Regions from separate parts of the Mus musculus genome. Here all the other regions are linked to region 1. The links are chromatin loops, found by intact Hi-C in ENCODE. Cell type or tissue: heart. All regions are shown on one strand.

Evidence for each region. A loop is a pair of places that touch in the nucleus more often than their neighbours do. Peaks named below come from ENCODE experiments on the same cell type or tissue, not always from the same donor. Only the 100,000 strongest peaks of a DNase experiment are listed, where the experiment ranks them.
Region 2: a loop joins it to region 1, with 3 times the contacts of the local background. A loop is called at or near these places in 12 of 42 quality-filtered maps.
Region 3: it touches region 1 in a loop (4-fold over the local background); 12 of 42 quality-filtered maps call a loop at or near these places.
Region 4: it touches region 1 in a loop (3-fold over the local background); 12 of 42 quality-filtered maps call a loop at or near these places.

Annotation. Positions count from the first base shown.
Region 1 is chr11:76,398,109-76,403,108 of GRCm38, reverse strand. Nxn (nucleoredoxin) reads left to right here and starts at 3,968. Exons shown (of 8, transcript NM_008750.5): 1 at 3,968-4,408. The coding sequence starts at 4,049. In heart, CTCF peaks have their summits at 2,924 (motif pointing right) and 4,125; DNase peaks (open chromatin) are centred at 3,338, 3,918 and 4,908; H3K4me3 peaks cover 2,021 bases; H3K27ac peaks cover 1,822 bases.
Region 2 is chr11:76,325,910-76,330,909 of GRCm38, reverse strand. The region is part of intron 1 of Nxn (nucleoredoxin); the gene reads left to right. Among named protein-coding and RNA genes, the nearest start is that of Nxn, 71 kb to the left of the region's middle. In heart, no CTCF peak of the experiment used is centred here; a DNase peak (open chromatin) is centred at 4,029; H3K4me3 peaks cover 439 bases; H3K27ac peaks cover 2,415 bases.
Region 3 is chr11:76,312,911-76,317,910 of GRCm38, reverse strand. All of the region lies in intron 1 of Nxn (nucleoredoxin), which reads left to right. Among named protein-coding and RNA genes, the nearest start is that of Mrm3, 72 kb to the right of the region's middle. In heart, a CTCF peak has its summit at 2,998 (motif pointing left); DNase peaks (open chromatin) are centred at 3,580 and 4,840.
Region 4 is chr11:76,269,650-76,274,649 of GRCm38, reverse strand. Nxn (nucleoredoxin) reads left to right here. Exons shown (of 8, transcript NM_008750.5): 3 at 2-135; 4 at 579-679; 5 at 2,168-2,274. Among named protein-coding and RNA genes, the nearest start is that of Mrm3, 28 kb to the right of the region's middle. In heart, CTCF peaks have their summits at 386 (motif pointing left) and 2,001 (motif pointing left); no DNase peak of the experiment used is centred here.

The sequences.
Region 1 (5,000 bases):
TACAGCATGCATGTGGAGGTCAGAAGACAACTTTGTGGTATCAAGTCTCTCCTTCCAGTCTTACAGAGGTTCCAGGGACCAAACACAAGTGTCTCTCTAGGGTCACATGGTGGACTGGCTAGTTTTACATCAGCTTGATTTATGTTAGAGCACGTGGGAAGAGGCATTCTTTACAGAAAATACCTCCATAAAACTGATCTGTAGGTGCTGGTCGGTGCTGGTGACTTTGGTCCCAGCACTTGGAAGGCAGAGAGACAGACAGATCTCTGAATTCGAGACCATCTTGGCCTACAGCGTGATTCAGGACAGTGAGGTCTACACAGAAAAACCCTGTTTTGAGAGGGAAAGAAAGAAAGAACCAAAGAACCAAAGAATGAACCAAAGAAGATAGATCAAAAAAACAAAAAACCTGGTCCGTTGGCAAATCGGTAGTGCAGTTTCTTAATTAGTGATTGATGTGGGAAGAACTTCCCTGTTGTGGGGGATGCCATCCCTAGACTGGTGGTCTTAGGTTCTCTAAGGCTGGGGGCTGGAGAGATGGCTCAATGGTTAAGAGCACTGACTGCTCTTCCAGAAGTCCTGAGTCCAATTCCCGGCAACTACATGGTGGCTCACAACCATCTATAAAAGGATCCAATGCCCTCTGAAAATACTTATATACATAAAATAAATAAGTAAATTTAAAAAAGGGGGCTGAGGAGCAAGCCAGGAGACAGCCCCCTCCATGGCCTCTGCAGCAGCTCCTGTTCTGTTTGAGTTGTTTTTTTGTTTGTTTGTTTGTTTGTTTGTTTGTTTTTACTGCCTTTGATGTGTGGAAGTGTGGAGAGAATAAACCCATTCCTTTCCAAATTGCTTTTGGTTATGGTGTTTTATAGAAAGTCTAAGACACATGGCAAGAACCTTTCCCTGCTGAGCCATCTTGCCAGCCCTGATTTATGAATTTTTCTTTATAGTACTAGGCAATTGAACTTAGGGCCTTTAGCGTGGTGCTATGCAGTTACTTTACCACTGAGCTACCCTTGGTAGCTTGATGAATCTTAAAGATGGCAAACATATATTTGTTCTGTGTGTATTTTGAATGATACCATGGGACTCTAACTGTAATTTTTCAAAAGAAAGTAGTACACATTTCTTACAAAATTAGGCATGCTGTGCTTCTTTAATACAAAATTTAAGACATGTAACATAATTAAATCCTGGATGGAACAGTTTCTTTAAGTGGGTCTCTTACCTCTTTCAGGCCAGAGGACGTTGACTAATTCTTTACAAGAAGCCAAATGAGTCTTGTTGGGCTTCTAGCATCAAACACCCGCTGGAATTATGAGTTTGGAATCATTTCCATTGCAAACCCCCCCCCTCCTGCCACACCCCTTTGAAAGGCAGCTGCAGGCTTTGGCTTCTCCCCAAGGCATGCTGCACCAACAATTCTCCAAATTGTATTTATATTTCACGTGCAGTGTGTTCGGACTCTCACTTTCCCAGGTGCCAGATGCCGGCTTGGACACACTCCAGTGGAAACTGCTTTCCTGTAAAGTAATGAAAGGATGCTGCTGAGCACGTGACCTCTGCACGCCGCTCTTGCGCCCAGTTTACCAACTCAGTAATGACTTCCCCACTTCCCGATCCCCCGGAGCCTTTCCTCGCCTATTTCTGCTCCTGGTCCTCTGTTCTTTGGGTTGAAGCACATTTTTGTGAACTGAGCCAGGGTCTTATTACATAGCTCTGGCCTGGAATTTGCTATATAGACCAAGCTGGCCTCGAACTCACAGAGATCTGCCTTGACTCTGCCTTGACTAAAGGCATATCTGGCCATCATGCCTGGCCTCCTTTCACATATGTTTAGAATTTGACGATGTCTGACTGCAGATATCTATCTGTCTGACACGCTTTCAGACATGTGAAATCACATACCCACTCAGGAATACTTCAAATGTGACTCCGATGGGAAGATGAAATTTTTTAAACTTTTTTTTTAATATTTATTTATTTATTATATGTAAGCACACTGTAGCTGTCTTCAGATGCACCAGAAGAGGGAGTCAGATCTCATTACAGATGGTTATGAGCCACCATGTGGTCGCTGGGATTTGAACTCAGGACCTTCTGAAGAGCAGTCGGGTGCTCTTACCCACTGAGCCATCTCTCCAGCCCCAAGATGAAACATTTTAATTCACTTTAAGAGTTTATTTTGAAGCAGAGCCTCCCTCTGCCTACAGGCTGGCCTGGAACTTAGGATCCTCTTGCTTTCACCCTCCTAACAGTTGGGATTACAGGAACGCACCATCATATCCATAAATTTAAGGCTTTAGAAACAGGATGCTAGGGTTGCTGGAGAGATGGCTCAGCTTGGTTAAGAGCTCTAGAGAATTCATGTTTGGACCTCTACATTTGTATGGGGTGTCTCACAATGCCCTGTAATACCAGATGAATACACACACACACACACACACACACACACACACACACACACGAATAAGACAATTTATTTAGTGTTTTGAAGCAGGGTGTCATTGTGTAAGCCTGGCTGTTGTAGACCAGGTTGCCCTCAAACTCACAAAGATGTGCTTCCTGGGTGCTGGGATTAAAGGCGTGAGCCACCATTTGTGGCACCAGTGTGTGAAGATTGTCTTTAACACTTTCATTGGTTCATGTGATGATATTTTACAGGCCTGAAAACTTAAACAATTTTTCTCTCTACCTTAAACACACTGAGGACTTTGGGGCATTTCTACTAGAAGTATGAGGTTATATTCTGAAATTTAAATGGTCTTGTGTCATACACTTTGTGCTCTCTGTGTGTGTGTGTTTGTGTGTGTGTGTGTGTTACAGTAGAGGAAGCCTGTGTAATTAAAGCATTCTGCTGCTTTCACTTTAATCTTTTGCATCTTATGTGTTGGTAGAGTTCTCTCTTTCATTCTTCCATTAGATGGCGGCAGATACGAAAGAAATAACCTCGAAAGCCATGAAGGATAGCCAGTGGTTGGGTTTTCCTCTTAAAATGTCACTGTTGTTAGTAGCTGAGCTGATACACATGAATGGTCCTCTTTTTTAAAAATGTGTGTATGCATGTGTATGTGTAATAGTGTACATTTTGTCCTGTGTTCGTGCCTAGGAAACTTGCCACAGATCATTTGTTTAATCAGGGTTCTTTCCTAGGCATTGGAAAGCATCTTTCAAGATGGGGTTAAAATTTTTTTTCTCTCTCAACTACTAGCAGACCTGAGATAAGCTATGAAGTCAGGAGAGCAGCCAATACTGATTTGGAAACGCTGCGCCATCTGTTGCATACATTTACGGAAATGGAAGAGAGCCATTTCCCATCGGGGAATGGTTCCAGCGACCTGTGGACTGAAATCCCACACTGTGACTTGTAATCAGCCCACAAGTATTTATGAATTCTCTCTCTTGTGCTTGGCATCAGAAACAGAGAGGTGGCGCCCGCCAGTCTACTTATAGTAACAAGCACAAAACACACACATGACTGATGAACAAGACCTGGCCTGATATAGTGACATTGGGTGGTGATGATGTTAAAACCCTACAAGTTTTATATGAGGTCTTTGGGGTTCAAAATGTCTTAAGGGTTAGTATTGGGAAGGGAGAAGGAGAGGCTGGAAAAAGAGCAAGAACCGGTGCAGAACTTCAGTGTGGAGAGGGTTTAGAAGTGAAAGGTGAGAGGAATTAAGGGGTAGGGATGCGGTTTAGCTCCTTTTGCAGCCTCGGAAAGCGCCAGTTCCGGGAGGATCGTTCTCCTGCCTTAAGTCCAGGCAATCTAGTCCTGGTGTAGAACTCGGGTCAGGTTTCTTACTTTAGCCACGTACCGGAGGCTCGCGCCAAGACGCCAGCTGCTAGGGACCTGCCTGCGCAGCGCGGGCCAGCCACGGAGGGGGCGTGGCTATGGAGGGGAGTGGCTGGGCGGCCCGGTGGGCGGGGCTCCCCTCTCAGCCTCCGCTGCCGCCGCTGCCTCCGCCCGCCGCGCGGACCAGCGAGCCGGTAGCTGTTGCGAGCCCACCCGCCCGCCCGCGTGCCGGGGCTGCGGTGGGCCAGGATGTCGGGCTTCCTGGAGGAGCTGCTGGGAGACAAGCTGGTGACGGGCGGTGGCGAGGAGGTGGACGTGCATTCGCTGGGCGCCCGCGGCATCGCGCTGCTGGGGCTCTACTTCGGGTGCAGCCTGAGCGCCCCCTGCGCGCAGCTCAGCGCCAGCCTGGCCGCCTTCTACGGTCGCCTGCGAGGGGACGCGGCGGCCGGGCCGGGGGCCGGGGCGGGGGCCGGCGCAGCCGCGGAGCCAGAGCCCCGGCACCGCCTGGAGATCGTCTTCGTGTCTTCGGACCAAGACCAGCGGCAGTGGCAGGACTTCGTGCGGGACATGCCATGGCTGGCGCTGCCCTACAAGGAGAAGCACCGGAAGGTGAGTAGCGCGGGCCCCGCGGCGCCCCCGGCCTGCAGGCGCGGTCCACGTTCTGGGAGCCAGCTGCTCGCCGCCCTCACCGGCTGTCCATAGGCCTGCCATCTCTATCTTGGCCCGCTCCCTCCTCTTGCCCCATCCAGGATCCTGTCGTGTTGAGGCGCTCGCGGCAACTCCTGGGTGCCAGTACCCAGCTGAGCCCACGCTGGGAAGTTTGACACCCCTCTGGTCCACGCGATGGGAATCGCGTAGGAGTGGCCGCTCTCTGCCCTCCCCACTCTACAACCCTTATCTTCCTCCTCTAGCCACTTGACTCCTCGCAGATACCTGTGGTGTGGGGGGTGGGGAGGGCACGAGCCCCCTTCCCATAATGCCTGCACCAGGAAGTTTCCTTTCTTTCCTAGAGAAATCTTGCCTTCCTGGGACCCCCTCCTCTGTGGCCAGGGACCCGGAGGCGGCTGCTGATCGGGGCTTTAGGAGAGAGGGGAGTTCACTCCTCTCCCCCTTTCTTCCCTTGCCCCCGCCCCGCCCCCTGGGCTGAGTTAGTGGCCACCGGGGAGCTTTTCATTGTCTGGCTGTCCAGCAATCTTCCCAG
Region 2 (5,000 bases), 72 kb after region 1:
CTTCAGGTCCTTGTGCTTGGGAGGCAAGAAGGTTTCAGACTGAGCTATCTTTCTGGCCCCAGTGTTAATTTTTCCCTCTAAGGGGCCACTCACGTAGCTCAGTGTCAGAAGACTTACCAGGTAGATGCGAGGCCCCCGGCATCATCTCTGACACAGGAACAACCTTGTTCTGTTGTCTCCATGGTTTCTGAGTTACTGAGCAACAGTTGAGTTTTACATTAGGAGCCGAGAGAGATTTCTTCTCGATGCCTGTGTGAGCGGCGGCTAGTTTATAGTCAGTGAGGAGTGGGTTTGTGGTAGAAATACTTTCTTCTGGTTTCAGGTTTAACCTTGACTCTACACCTGGAACTGAAAACCTAGGGATATTTTGGGAGATGGCAGAGGGGAGCCGAAGCCCCCACTGGGTACCACTGTCCGGCTTCCAGGTGGAAGTGCCTGGAGTACCGAGTCCAGGGTGCAATGTCACCCTAAACGTTAGTAGGACAGTGAGTGACTCAGACTGCCCCTATCACTGTTGGTGTGCCCACAACTTCCAGGCCTCCCCTGGAATGTGCCCTTGAACACCACGCCTGCCGCTGAAGGGTGGACGTGCTCTGTGTTTTAGCATCATTTAGAGTCTGGCAGGGCTGGGGGTCTCCGTGAGAGGCGTAAGTCAGGCCAAGGTTCTCCCCTGGACTAAAGTGCAGAAGGAAAGGAGCCAGCATCACTTAACTTGGATGCTATCCCCTGCCGGGTTCCCTGGGGTTTATGGATGGTGAGGTTGGGGATTGAGGTTAAGTGGCCAGGAGCAGACTGAAGACTCCGTCTCTCTCTGAAGTCCGCACATGTTCCCATCACCTCTCGGAAGATTGTTCCAGCCCAGGGGCTGGATCCCTGTGAACATCACTGCAGAATGAGCCTGAGTGTTTCAACACCACAAACCTCTTTGTCCTTTAAGAGAAAAAGACATGCATTCGTTGGCCACCCTCTTTATAGACATCAGTTTTTGAGTGATTTTTTAAAAGCTTTGTTAATAAAGTGCTAATGTGGAGGCCCTTCCCAGTGTCAAGAATTTGTCAAATGAATGCCATTTTTTTTTTCTCCTTGAACTAGGAGATTCATCTTGCTTGTGAATAAACTCAACCATCTTCCCTTTCCCACCAAGGAGAATCTCATGTGCTGCCCATGACCTGCCTACAGCCTCCTTGGAACCGAGCGTTTCTCTGAGCATTTTCCCTAGCCTGTGTCTGTCTGTGCCTGTAAGAGACAGTAATGTGTGGGGATTCAGGAACCTGGCTCTCCATGGCCATGAGAAAGCCATTGTTCCCAAGCCTCAGTTTCCCTATTTACTGACTGCCTTATATATTTAAAAAACTTTAGTGTGTTTGTGTGTGTGTGTCTGTGTTTTCATGGATGCCACTGGATAAGTGGAGGTCAAAGGACAACTTTTTGAAGTCCATTTCCCTCCACCTCTATGTAGGATCCAGGGATTGAACTTAGGTTGCCAGGCTCCTGCATCAAGTGCCTTTAAAGGCCGAGCCATCTCACCAGCTCCTTTATTTTCATTATTGCTCTAATTAATAGCCACCGCGCTCCTGTATATACTATTGTTGATTGAGCCCAAATGTCCCCAACACTCGACCATGTGTTGAGCTAACAAATGGTCAGGTAAGGTATTACATGAAGGGAGGAGGTGAGGGTGATGCTGTGACTCAGGTGCTGTAACAAAAGCATGTGCAGGGTCAGGTGCACACCCAGGGTCAGGTGCACACACAGGGTCAGGTGCACACACAGGGCCAGGTGCACACACAGAGCCAGGTACACACACAGAGCTAGCTGCATACCCAGGGCCAGCTGCACACACAGAGCCAGCTGCACACACAGTGCCAGCTGCACACCCAGGGCCAGCTGCACACCCAGGGCCAGCTGCACACCCAGGGCCAGGTGCATACATAGGGCCAGGTGCACATTCATAACCAGGTGTAGAGAAGGCATTCTAGCCCAGCCCTTCTTTGGAAGGGAGACTGGGGAAGAAAAGCTGTCTTTCAGAGGAATCGACTTCCTGACTAGCTTCTTCTGTTGACCTGAGAGCCAAAGATGGGACCAGTGTGTCCCAGGCACTAGGGGACTGGGAGGAGTGTGTTTTGCTAAAAAAACACAATGTACAGAACCAGGTCAGTGCCTCTCAAGTTGCCCCTTGAGGATATTTGTCTAGACTCTGGAAGGCCAGGGTGATGAAAGACAGGAGAGCTATAAATGTCGTACAATGTACAGAGAACCATTGCCACCCTGAGAAGAAATGAGAAGCCCTGAGTCATGGGAGAGGGCAGCAACCCCTCAGAGTGGCTTAGAGGGGGACTGATGGACTGATAGGCACAAAGACAAATGTCTGGGAGGAAAGACATTCCTGTCAGTGAGTGAGTTGTTATTTGAAATTACATACTGGCCAGCAAGCTGAACATCCAGAGAACTTTCTAGATGCAGAGTGTCAAGTTGTCCTTAAGTAATAGTGAGAGAGGAATTCATTTAACGCCGAGTGGAAGAAATCGTTGCTGGTCACCAGGGACGAGGCATTAGGAAGCTGATAGGTTGCACTGTCGGTAATTTCTCCATTTCCTTTCCATGTCGGCGGAAGCATGCGGAGTATCAACGAGGCTGCCTGGCACTTCTCTTCCTTCCCTTATTAAGTTAAGTGATTGCTTTTCTCTGTCTGACTGATAAGCTAAAACTGTGGCTGACCCTGCAAGGTGCTTTTAAGAAGAAATTAAGCACCACCCCCATCGTGTGCTTTCTTTTGCTTGTCATTTGTCCATTTTAGAAAGCCAGGCCACCGCTGCCTGTTATTGTCTCCCTGCCTTTCCCAGTCTCAGTGACAGGATTTTGACGAGAACTCTTGCCCATGCTGAACAAGTACTCTCCCACAAAGCCCAGCCAATGCCCAGCCCAGTTCAACATCTCCAGGTCTCCTCCAAGCTGCTTTTCCCACCAGAACCCTCACTGTACCTCCCTTTCCCCAAAACTGACCATTCTCGCTCTCAGGTGAGCCAAACTTGGGCTTGCCTCCAGCCTGGCCTCTCAGCTTCTGACGGCAGTTTGCATTCTCCCACAGCAATTAGTTTGCCCGGCACGGCAGCCCTGGGTTTCCCATGGCTTTCCTGAAAGCTCGTGTGTGTGTGTGTGTGTGTGTGTGTGTGTGTGTGTGTGTGTGTGTGTGTGTGTGTGTGTGTGACCAGTGACAGCATTGCTGCCCAGGCTGCAGTTTCCATTGCTGATCTGTATTCACCTACCATGGGGACGGCTCCATGAAAGGTGTAAGTTAGGTAGTCAAGCTTTGAAGAAAAGGAGAGACTGATATGTAGCATTTGGAGGTCAGGAGGATGTGTGTGAATAATCAGGACAGGCGGGTCCATAACATTGTCTCAGAAGCCTGGCGAGGTTCCAGTGTCTGTTGGCCAAAGGTATAGCATTTGAAACTGGATAAGAAAGGCAATCACTGGGAACCCAGTTCACTGAACCCAATTCCGATTCCATACCGTACTGGTGTGAGCGAGGTGAGGTAGAGGGCTCAACGGTTCCGTGACTGCAGATTTCAGCCTAAAGTGAAGTGGAAACGCTAAGGTAACAGCTAAAACCATCTGGTTTTAAGCCTGTTCTATGTGCCAGACTCCATGTTCAAAGGGATATAGACACAAGCCAACTTAATCCTTCCAACAGCCCCGGGAGATTCTGGAACAGCCTATATAGACCCATGGTTCTAAAAGTTTTGCATCAGAGGGTATTGACAATGTTGAGAGAGGAAAAGAGTGACGTTAGAGATTAGTTATTTCTGAGCTGTGCGTTTTTCATTGCTGTAATAAAATGCCCAACAGAATCAGCTTACGAGAGAAAGGTCTGATTTGGATTCATTGTTGGACAGGTTTCATTCTGTGGTCAGCTGGCCCCGGTCCTGGAGGAAGGGTGAGGCAGAGAGAAAGTCCCTAGAGCGGCCAGGGGGCAGAATGGGTGTGGCTTTGCAGGTGGGCCTCCTCCTTTCCCTTCAGTCCACAGTATGGGTGTGGGTGGGTGCTGGCCCACATTCAGGGCTAGTCTTCCTCCCTGGAAATGCTACCACACCCATACAACATCTCCGGTGAGCCTCCCTCGCCTGGGCACTACTGGGTGCAGTCAGGCTGACAACCGGGGTGAGCCATGAGGAGCTGTATCCCCAGTTGTAGCCACTTTAGGTAATGTTTGCTGCTCTGTTCTCATCCTTGCCTTGTATGGTGGGTTACGACCCTCGGGATTTCTTTCTCCTGGGGTGTGTGCTGTTGCATCTCGTTCTTTTCTTAGGGGAGGTGAAGTTATAAAGGGCTCCAGTAAAGGAAAGTAAGTCAGGTAATTAGGAGAGTGGGGGTTTAGGGACAGCCCTCAGGGCATCTGTTTGGCTGCCAGTGGGACCGAAAAGATGGATTTGAGCACACTGTAATCACATCTCAGCTGTGCATTCTGGTGGAAGGAGTGTGTTCAAGCAGGTGCTACAAAGCAGGAGTCCGTGTCTGTTGGGGCGCCTGTCTCTCAGTCTTCACCAGAGCCTGTGGGTAACTCTGAACTCAAGGCAAGCCCTTACTACTAAGCTGTACTTCTAGATCCATTCTATCTGGAATGTTCCCTAGGGGCCCAAGTGTTAAAGGCTTCACCCCAACTGGGTACTGTGGGAATGTGGGGACATCTTTAAAAGGTAGGACCTAGTAGGGGGCCTTCCTGTCATGGGGTAGGAGTGGAATACCCTTCCAGGAGATCTTTGTTCTCTAGCCCTTCCTGTTTTCCTCTGGCTTCCCAGGCTTCACCAGGTGAGCACTTCTCCACTCTCCACTCCCTCCATTAAGTATTGCCTCCCACAGGCCCAAAGGCCAAGGGCCACCTGACCATTGTGTAAAACCTCCAAACCCCTGAGCCAAAGTAAACCTTTCCTCTTTTTAAGTTGATTATCTGAGATATGTTGTTACAGCAACGGAGAGCCGACACAAATAACAAGCTCATCA
Region 3 (5,000 bases), 85 kb after region 1:
TTGCTATTAAATGAGCTGACACATGTCATGTGCTTGTACCCAGAGCCTGACCCTGTCACAAAAAGCCATCAGTTAAGTGTGTGAGCCCTACCAAGTGAAGCAGAGGGAGGGAGGCAGAGGACACCTAGGAGAGGGACTTCTAAAAACAGGTCACTCTGATCCAAGTCCTGAGGAAGGTTACAAGTTGGGTAGGCATGTTTATGAGGGTGAGGGGAGAATAGTAGGGGGAGGGTGGTTGGTGGGTGCTATAGACAGCTTGAGAGCTTTAACAGAGCTGCTTGCTGCAGAAAGGGAAGGCACCACTGTTGAGCATCTGGCTGAGGAGTTTGGTCATTATCCTCGAAGTGATGGGGAACAACACCAGGACCTTATCCGGGAGGCAGTGCTGTGGAGAACAGATGGTCAGGAGGTAGGGACAGCAACTCAGGTCCAGACTGAGCTGGAGGCAAAGAGTGGATTCAGGAGCTGTCTATGGGATTGCAGATGTGAGGAAGAGGGCAGTAGAAGGAATCCTAATTTTCTGGCTTGGGAAACTGGGTGGAGCACATTTGGTATCATTCACTGAGACAAAGAACAATAGTGAAAAAAGACAGGGAAGGAGGTAGCATCCCCCATGAAAAGAACGCCCAGAAGATAGGCACCGTACATAGGCTCTGGAATTCTTTGTTACTTACATTCTTAGAGGAACAAATGGTTTTGTTGCTTGTTTGCTTGTTTGTTTGTTTGTTTGTTTGTTTAGATTATATTAAAGGCAGGTTTATTGGGAAGCTATTCTCAGGCGAGTTCACTGGCCCTAAGGATTGAGGCCAAGGAAGTCACAGTGGGGAGAGAGGCAGAGGGGAAAGAGAAATCGAGAGAGTGTGTATGTGTGCCTGCAGAGAAAGACGAGGAGAAGAGTTATTGGGTTTTGAGACAGGGTCTTATGATGTAACACTGGCTGGTCTGGAACAGGCTATGGAGACCATGCTGGCTTTGAACTTACAGAGGTCCACCCGCCTCTGCCTCTCCAGTGCTGGAATTAGAGGTCTACTTCACCATGCTTTGCAAAATCATAGCTCTTTTTTTGTTTGTTTGTTTGTTTGTTTGGTTTTGTTTTTTTTGTTTTGTTTTGTTTTGTTTTGTTTTTTGGTTTTTTGAGACAGGGTTTCTCTTTATAGCTCTGGCTGTCCTGGAGCTCACTTTGTAGACCAGGCTGGCCTCGAACTCAGAAATCCACCTGCCTCTGCCTCCCGAGTGCTGGGACTAAAGGCATGCGCCACCACGCCCAGCAAATCATAGCTCTTGAGTATGTTCATTGTGTTTGGACAACTGGTATACCTACAGGAATAGCCTCCTAAACAAGATACTAAATATTCCAGATCTCTGCTAAATCCCTTCATGTTTCTTTCCAGTTACCTAAAAGACTTGCTTTGAATCTCTTTTTATAGCTTGTGACCACCTAGAGATAAAACAGCCATTCATTACCTTGCCTGTCTGCTCTTTGTCCTAACTCCTGACCCCCATGTGCACTCAGTAAGCTCAGCTCCCTGGCATCTGCAGGACAGAGAGGAAGGAGAGCTCTGAGCCAGCAGAGCTTGGTCTAGGCAGTCTTTGGAGTTTAAGTCTAGGCTGTGAGGTTCATAGATAAGAACTTCATTTTGATAGTCTGTTTCAGCCACACTTGCTTTTGATTTGAAAGTACCTGCCCTTCACAGTCAGCTTATCTATCGTTTGCCTACTCTGTCTCTTCCTCTTCCTCCTCTTCTTCTTCCTCTTCCTCTTCTTCCTCCTTCTTTTCTTTCTTCTTGGGAAATGGTCTTGCCATATAGTCCCGGCTACCCTGAGACCTACTCCCCTTATGCCTCAGCCTCTCCAGTGCTGAGATTATAGGCTTGTGTGGCCACGCTTGCCACAGTCAGCCTTGACCGTTGGGCCCAAATGATAGTCTGCTCTAAACCCTTGGAATGACAAATGCCAAGCTCTGCCCCTTCATGACGCAGACAACTGCTCTTCCTTTCCCTTTCTGATTGCTTCCTTTGCCTTGAGTAGTTGTTGGGGTCAGGGGAGGAGGTGTCTGTCAACTTGGGGTCACTCCTTAGAGTCTGTGTTTTCTTTTGGTGGCCTCTCTGAGTCTGATTAACCTTAATAAGAAAATAAATACTTACTTTTAATTTTCTTCCTGGCCTAGCTAAGCTAGACTCAAACTTTTTTTTTTTTTTAAACTCTCCCACATACGAATGGTAGATAACGCTGCCCTGTTGGGGAAATGAGTCGTTTCCAAGATTTTCTCTCAAGGAAAAGTATAACTCATTAGTTTACTAAGAAAGGCTTAAGGGGCCACAGCGAAGTAATTAAGATCCTATTCTTCCTTCAATGCGTTCCTAATCAGAGCCCGGTCATGAACCTCAGCTTCAAAGTTCAAAGGTACACAGTTCAAAGTCACTTCTATCATTTTATATTTGAGGATGTAGAGAAACCCTCTTCCCCAGAAAGAATGATACTCTCAAGGCACTAGGATGTGAGCTCCAAGGAAGCTGAAGACATTTCAGTGTTCCGTTACTAGAATCGCTTCTTGGTATTAGAGGTGTCGAAGAACATTTGGCTTTGTACACGAGGCCCTGGGTGCTACATGAGCACTGGTGTGTAGGGGGATCACTTGAATAAAACCCACTATGATCTCACTGGTTTTTATTTATTGGATTAAGAAAGAAAATCCTTCAGAGAAACCTCACCCTTGAACTTGGTACTTGTGGAACTATGCTTGGAACGAAAGTAGAGTTCCTCCTTAACCAAACCGAGCATAACTCCTAAGTTCTTTCGTCAGCATTGGGGGCTCTCAGTGTCTCTGTTCAGCTCATTCCTCTTGGCTCAACACAGTTCCTCCCTGCCGTGGGGACTGTGGTTGGATTCCATACCTGTGAGAAGTTTCTAGAGACTTTTGGCTTGGACCAGCCCTGGCTTAGCCAGGTTCTTTCTTTGAATCATTCTTTTTGCTGACCCCTGCTGGTTGGCAGGAAGAGGCACCTATAGAGACAGTCCCTACTGACGGACTCTAACCAGGAACCAAAGTTCAGCCCACTTCAGCCAAATTTAGGTGAGGATTTTATGTTGGGCATCCCTGACATTAGTGAACAAGTAGTGTCTTTGTCTGTTCACAGAGGAATCTCAAGTGTTTTGAGTCAGTGACTAAAATCATTCCCACCAGTTTTCCCCTCAAGACACTTTGCTTGCTTCTTCCCTCCTTCCCTCTTCTCTCCTTTCCTCCCTTCCTCCTTCTACACATTCAAAATATATGAGGTCTTGACCAGTGGACTGGTTAACCTCTATTTTTATGCATATGGTTATTTCTGCTTGCCTGTGTGTCTGTGCACCATGTGTTTGCAGTGCCCACGGACGTCAGAAGAGCACATTAGATCTTGTGGGGCTGGAGTTACAGATGGTTGTGAGCTGCCATGTGGATGCTGGGAATCTAACCCTGGCCCTGGAAGAGTGGCCAGTGCTCTTATCTTCTGAGCCGTCTCTCCAGCCCCTGATTGATACTTGTAGCTGTGTCGCACTGATGCATTTAGCAGAGCCACAAACTGTACTGTTTCTCAACTCGTTTCCTCCCATTCTCTGAACATAACTAGGTCAGGGCACAGGTCGTTCAGTAGTCCCTTAATGAACCTACCAACCTCCGCTCCCACCCCTCTACATTGTTCCCAAATGACCTTTCTCTAGTACTGTTGCTTGACACCTCTTTCACTGTGGTGGGCTTAAAGAGCAACCCCTTGGTGTGGACTTAAGTTTCCCACCAAGCAAGCCTTCCTGGCTCTCCTGCTCTCACCTTTGCACCCTATACCCCGCCGTACTGATCCGCTCCAGGGTTCCGCAAGCATGCCACCCACTCTCACCCTGTGCAGATGGCAGTGCCATGAGGTTCTGTTGTAGTCAGTCATCCTTCAGATGTCCCTTCTCTGTGAGACCTTCCTTCCACTGTGCAGTTGTCGCTTGGCTGCCAGATGCGCCATGGCATCCATCACTGAAATTGTTATTAGTTTTGATTTTTGTTTTGTGTTGTTGCTGTTGTTGGAAACAGGGCATCAGTGTGTCACCCAGGCTAGCCGCAAACTCATAATCCTCTGGCCTCTGCCTCTTGAATGCTGGGGCTAAAGGTGCCCACTTTGCCCAGATTTCTTAGGTTTTTTTTTTACTTCTCTAAAAACAAAACCAAAAAACTTAAAACCTAAGTTTTTGCCAGACACAGTGGTGTATATCTTTAATCTCAGCATTTGGAAGGCAGAGATAGGTGGATCTCTGTGAGTTCAAGGCTAGTTTGGTCTATAGGTAAGGTCTAGGACAGCCAGGGCTACAGAGTAAAGCCCTATCTCAAAAAACAAAACAAAACAAGAAACAAGAAATATTTATTTATTTATTTAGTGTGTGTGTTGTATGTGCACACACACATGCCACAGTACATGTGTGGAGGTGAGAGGACAACTTACAGGTGTCAGTTCTTTCTTCCAATCATTCCAGTCCCAGGGTTAGAACTCAGGTAGTCAGATTTAGCAGCAAGCACCTTTACCTGCTGAGTCTGCCCCCTGGTTCAGTTTTTGTCACTTCTGTCTTCTACTCCAGACAGTATCCCCAGGCACTGGTTCAAGTTTTCTAGTGTAGGTCTAACCTTGTTTTCAGTAGTTTCTATCACAATGCAACAAGTTAGAGTCGTGATGGTAGATCATACGGCTCCTGCCTTATCACCTCCCACAGCTCCCCTGCCCTCTCTGACAGCATCCAGGACTTTTCTACAGTCCTCAAAAGTTTATAGTTCTCCCAGTGCGTGGAGGCTTCCTGCCCCTTGCTCAGACTTGGATACCTTCCCCTTCTCTTTCCTACCTCCCAATCAAATCCAGCTCATTCTTGCAGAAGCAGATCAGATGTTGTGGCTTCCTTCTTGCTTGCCCTGACTTGCAAGGAGTTTAAATAATGAAAATATCTGGTGCCTCTGCAGCATGACTCATAAGCCCCAGACGTTGTTCTCG
Region 4 (5,000 bases), 130 kb after region 1:
GGTCTGGAATTCCCTTGGGGACCTAAACCCTTCCGGGAAGTTATTGCGGGGCCCTTGCTTAGAAATAACGGGCAGTCGCTGGAGAGCAGCAGCCTGGAGGGGTCTCACGTGGGAGTCTATTTCTCTGCACACTGGGTGAGTGTTTGGCCTCTCCTGGGTTTAGACAGAAGGGAACAGCAGAGTCACCTCTGTGCTTGAGGGCTTGGCCTCTGGGCTGGGAGGCTCTGACGGAAGGGAAGTTCCCTGGCCTTGCCTTTCCTTACCCGTTGATGACAGTAAATGCTCATGCTGCCAGTGACGAAGGCAACAAAGATACAGCCTCTCCTCAGCCATCTATCCACCTAGACAAGATTTCTCAGGCTCCGAAAGGGGAGGGATCTCTTTGCCGCCTCCTGCAGGTAGCCTGGGCCTCGGCTGTGCATACTGATTACCATGAAGAGGCAAAAGCTTACTTCTGTCTCTCAGACAAATTGGGTTTGGCCATCCCAGACCTACCCAGGTCTTCTCACCTGGCCTCCAGTGGCAAATGGCTAGAGGTAGAGAAGACATGTCACATGGCAAGGGCTCTTGTCTTTCAGTGTCCACCCTGCCGAAGCCTTACCAGAGTGCTGGTGGAATCCTACCGGAAGATCAAGGAGGCAGGCCAGGAGTTTGAGATCATCTTCGTTAGTGCAGACAGGTACGATGTGTCCTTGAAGCGTGGGCTTACACCACTTTTCCAGTAACGGCTTACACAGGTGTCTTTGCCTCATATGTCTTCCTCAGTGTAGGCCGTGGAGAAGGGTCGGGGAAGATAGCTCTAGGATATTAGCTGAGGTAAGCCTTCCTGCAAACACTGAGGCCCTTCCCAGTGCACTGTAGTGTCAGTGGAAATCAAGATGCATTTTTGGTTCAGCTTTCTAGATTGTGAAGGAAATACAGGGCGGAGGATGGAGATGAGCCCGAGACTGGCACCATGTGACTGTGTGTTTGCACGGATCTGGTCATGTACTTGGTCTAGGACTTCATCAATGCACGTGGATAAGAAATCACACAAGCAAGGAGTGTAGTTTCCCAGATCTCTGTCCCTCTAAGCCTCGGGCGTCCCCGCTTCTCCTCATCCCATCTCTTCAGCTTAGAAACCCCAGCCAAGATTCAGACTGAGGGAGCAGCGGCTTCTGCTAGGCCCTGGTCACAGAACACTCTCAAGATGCCACACTGTAGCTTTGACATTGTACTTCCTGTGCTGTCTGATGCCTCATGGCCCCAACCCACAATTCCCTGTCTCAGTGCAAGGGACCCGAGACCAGCCTGAAGACATCTAAAGCTTTGTTTTAAACAGCACCACCTCTATTGAAACACAGCTTCTATAGAAATAAATCGCATCTGTTTTGGGTTTTTCCATCCAGTGAGCTCTGCCCTATGTGTTTACTGTGTCATTATTGTCACCCAATCAAGATACAGAGCATTTCCATCACTGCAAGGTTCCTTTGTGCCTTCCCTGGTCATTGTACATCCACATAGCTCAGCCCTAACGTGCTTTCTATAACTAAAGCATGCTCTCTTTCCCTGTTGCTTCTCAGCGTATAGTCATAGGTGTAGGCTTGGTGCCTACTGTGTAGTTCCTTACACACCACACATACACAGGGAATACAACTGTGGTGTGTGTCCAGGCCTGCTGTAAAAGTCAAGTGTGTTGGGGCTGGAGAGATAGCTCTGTGGTTGAGAGCACTGACTGCTCCATCAGAGGACCAGAGTTCTCACTCTAGCACCTACACCTCTAGGGAGCAGCTCACAAACACCAAACACCCATAACTCCAGCCACAAGGGGTCCAGTGTCCCTTCCTGGCTTCCCCCACTCCACCCCCTCCCCCACACAGAAACACACACAAACAAGTGCACACAAATCAAATCAAGTCTTTACAAAAAAAAAAAAAAAATCAAATGTGTCCACGCTGATGATATGTTGGGCATGGGTAAAATTGGTAGGAAGCATGGCCTGGCTGTCTTTTTAGTTTGGGAGCCACCTGGTGGATGGAGTCATTTGCTTCTTGATGAGCAGCTTGGGACCGGAGGAGCTACGCTAGGAACCCCAACCCGATAGGAGCCAGTACAACTTGATAATATGGGGAAGGACCAAGTGGAGATGCACACAGGATGAAGACATTTTCTCCTCCTCTTTCTGCAGGTCAGAGGAGTCTTTCAAACAGTACTTTAGTGAGATGCCATGGCTCGCTGTCCCCTACACTGATGAGGCCCGGCGGTCTCGTCTCAACCGACTGTATGGAATCCAAGGTAGGAGTCCCAGGCCTGGACTCTTGTGCGGCCTGGACGGAAACCTGCCCACCTGGGCTCTCCATAGCCCTGGCCTCCTTTTAGGCAGAGAAAGAACATCTCAGAAACAGAGCGTGGGAGGCAGGGGCAGGTGGTGTGTTAGTTCTATGCCAGCCTGAGCTACATGGGGGGCTGTTTCAGAAGGACCAAAGCCAACCAACAAACAAACAAACAACTAGGCTTTGCTTTTGTGAGTGTTCATGTTCCTGACATTTTTTAAACATTACGTGGGCCAGGCAGTCGTGGCACATGCCTTTAGTCCCAACACTCAGGAGGAAGAGATGGGTAGTTTAAAGCATGTGTCTACAGAGTGAGTTCTAGAACAGCCAGGGCCACAAAGAGAAACTCTGTCTCAAAAAATTGAAACAAAAACAAAATATTTTTTTTTTAATTTGGGGGCTGGAGACTGGAGAAACGGCTCAGTGTTTGAGGGGTTGACTGCTCTTGCATAGGGCCTGGTTCACTTCCCAGAATTCATGTCACGAGGCTCATGGCAACCTGTAACTGCAGCTCCAGGAAGTCTCACAGCCTCTTCTAGTTTCCTTGGGTGTACACACACACACACACACACACACACACACTCACATACACACAAATACACACAAATACACACACATACATACTCACATACACACAAATACACACACACGTGTAAACACACTCAAGTACACAAGCACACACACATACTTTTTAAAGTAAAATAATTTTTTTTTTTTTTTAGGTTTTTCGAGACAGGGTTTCTCTGTGTAGCCCTGGCTGTCCTGGAACTCACTTGGTAGACCAGGCTGTCCCTGAACTCAGAGAGATCCACCTGCCTCTGCCTCCCAAGTGCTGGGATTAAAGGCGTGCGCCACCACCGCCTGGCTCTTGGGGTGAATTTTATGGTGTGTAACATGGCTGGCACCTCATTACAGCGATTGTGTTGGAGGTGTGGGATGGGCTTGTTGTTTTAAGTACTTGTTCTGGTAGGACAGCTACTTCTCATCCCCTTTCCTAGTGGCTTCTGACATGAATGGCCTGTGACGCACATACTCCCGAGTCCCTAGACCAGCGCTCCCTCCCAGGTCCCCTGTCATACTAAAGGGGGATCTTGGGTTCTATCACTTGGGGTGCTTGAGCCTCTGTTCCTCCTCTGCAAGTCACACATGATGAACCTCTGACAGAAAATCGCTAAGAGCCGGGCAGTGGTGGCGCACGCCTTTAATCTCAGCACTTGAGAGGCAGAGGCAGAGGCAGGCGGATTTCTGAGTTCGAGGCCAGCCTGGTCTACAGAATGAGTTACAGGATAGCCAGGGCTACACAGAGAAGCCCTGTCTCGAAAAACCAAAAAAAAAAAAAAAAAAAAAAAAGAAAAGAAAAGAAAAGAAAAAGAAAGAAAGGGCTGGTGAGATGGCTCAGTGGGTAAGAGCACCCGACTGCTCTTCTGAAGGTCCAGAGTTCAAATCCCAGCAACCACATGGTGGCTCACAACCATCCATAACGAGATCTGACTCCCTCTTCTGGAGTGTCTGAGGACAGCTACAGTGTACTTGCATATAATAAATGAATGGATCTTAAAAAAAAAAAAAAAAAAAGTTTAAAAAAAAAAAAAGTTAAAAAAAAAGAAAAAGAAAGAAAGAAAGAGAGAGAGAAAAAAAAGAAAATCACTAAGAAGTAATAGAGTGATAGAGATGAAATGCTTCTTCCCTGTGAGCACGTGCATGTGCGTGAGTGTGTGTGTGTGTGTGTGTGTGTGTGTGTGAGTGTGTGTGTGAGTGTGTGTGTGTGTGTGTGTGTGTGAGTGTGTGTGTGTGTGTTGCACTCCTACTACCTTTCAGTTGAAGACATTTCCACTAAGAGTCAACCACCAGATTTGCATTACAGTGATGTTCAGAAAGAAAGAATATCGCAGAACAAACTAGATGCTCGCTTTGTCAGATGAACACCCCTCCACCCACCCAACCCCCCATGCTGCCCTGTCTAGCCAAATGGGCTCTTTCTTGGGGAAGTACTTGACTGGCAGTTCCAGAGTTAAACTGGAAGGTAGGTGCTTGCTTAAGTTCCATCCCTGCACTACAAAAATAAACAGAAATATATGGAGTTGTGCCTTGACTTTTCCACCTGTGGGATTGAGTTTCCTTGCTCTGAAAATGACTCAGTGTTCTACCTAAAGGAGACGTGACTGTCTCTTTGTTCAGTGGACAAGAGGTTTCTTCCATCATCACAGTCTTCAAGGCCATGCCACAGTCTCCCTAGCTTGTGACTAAAGGCCTTTCAAGCCACTACAGTCAAGACACACTGGTAGGCTGGTTGAGAGCCAGGGCTCTCCTGGGTTTAGACTTTGTTGTCCATCAGTGCTAGCCTCTTCTGATGACGATGGGTTTTTCCTTTTGGCCTGTGTTAGGCAGTGGTTCATGGCTGTGATGCTGCTCCTAGCAGACACAGCTTGCGGAGGGACAGATTTGCCATGGGTCTCAGCTTCAGAGTCCCTCAGATCTCAGCTTGATGGCTCAGGAGGCACGGGGGATGGGGGGATGCTGACGCTCTGCAGACTTCTGCCTTTTCTGCACTTTATTCTGTCCTGGCCATAGCCCGTGGAATGGCCCATGCACATTCAGAGTAAGTCTTCTCCCTTAGCTGGTCCTCTGTAGAGATGCCCTTACAGATGTCCTGCAGAGCTGTGTTCCCTATCTCCTAGGTGACTCCAG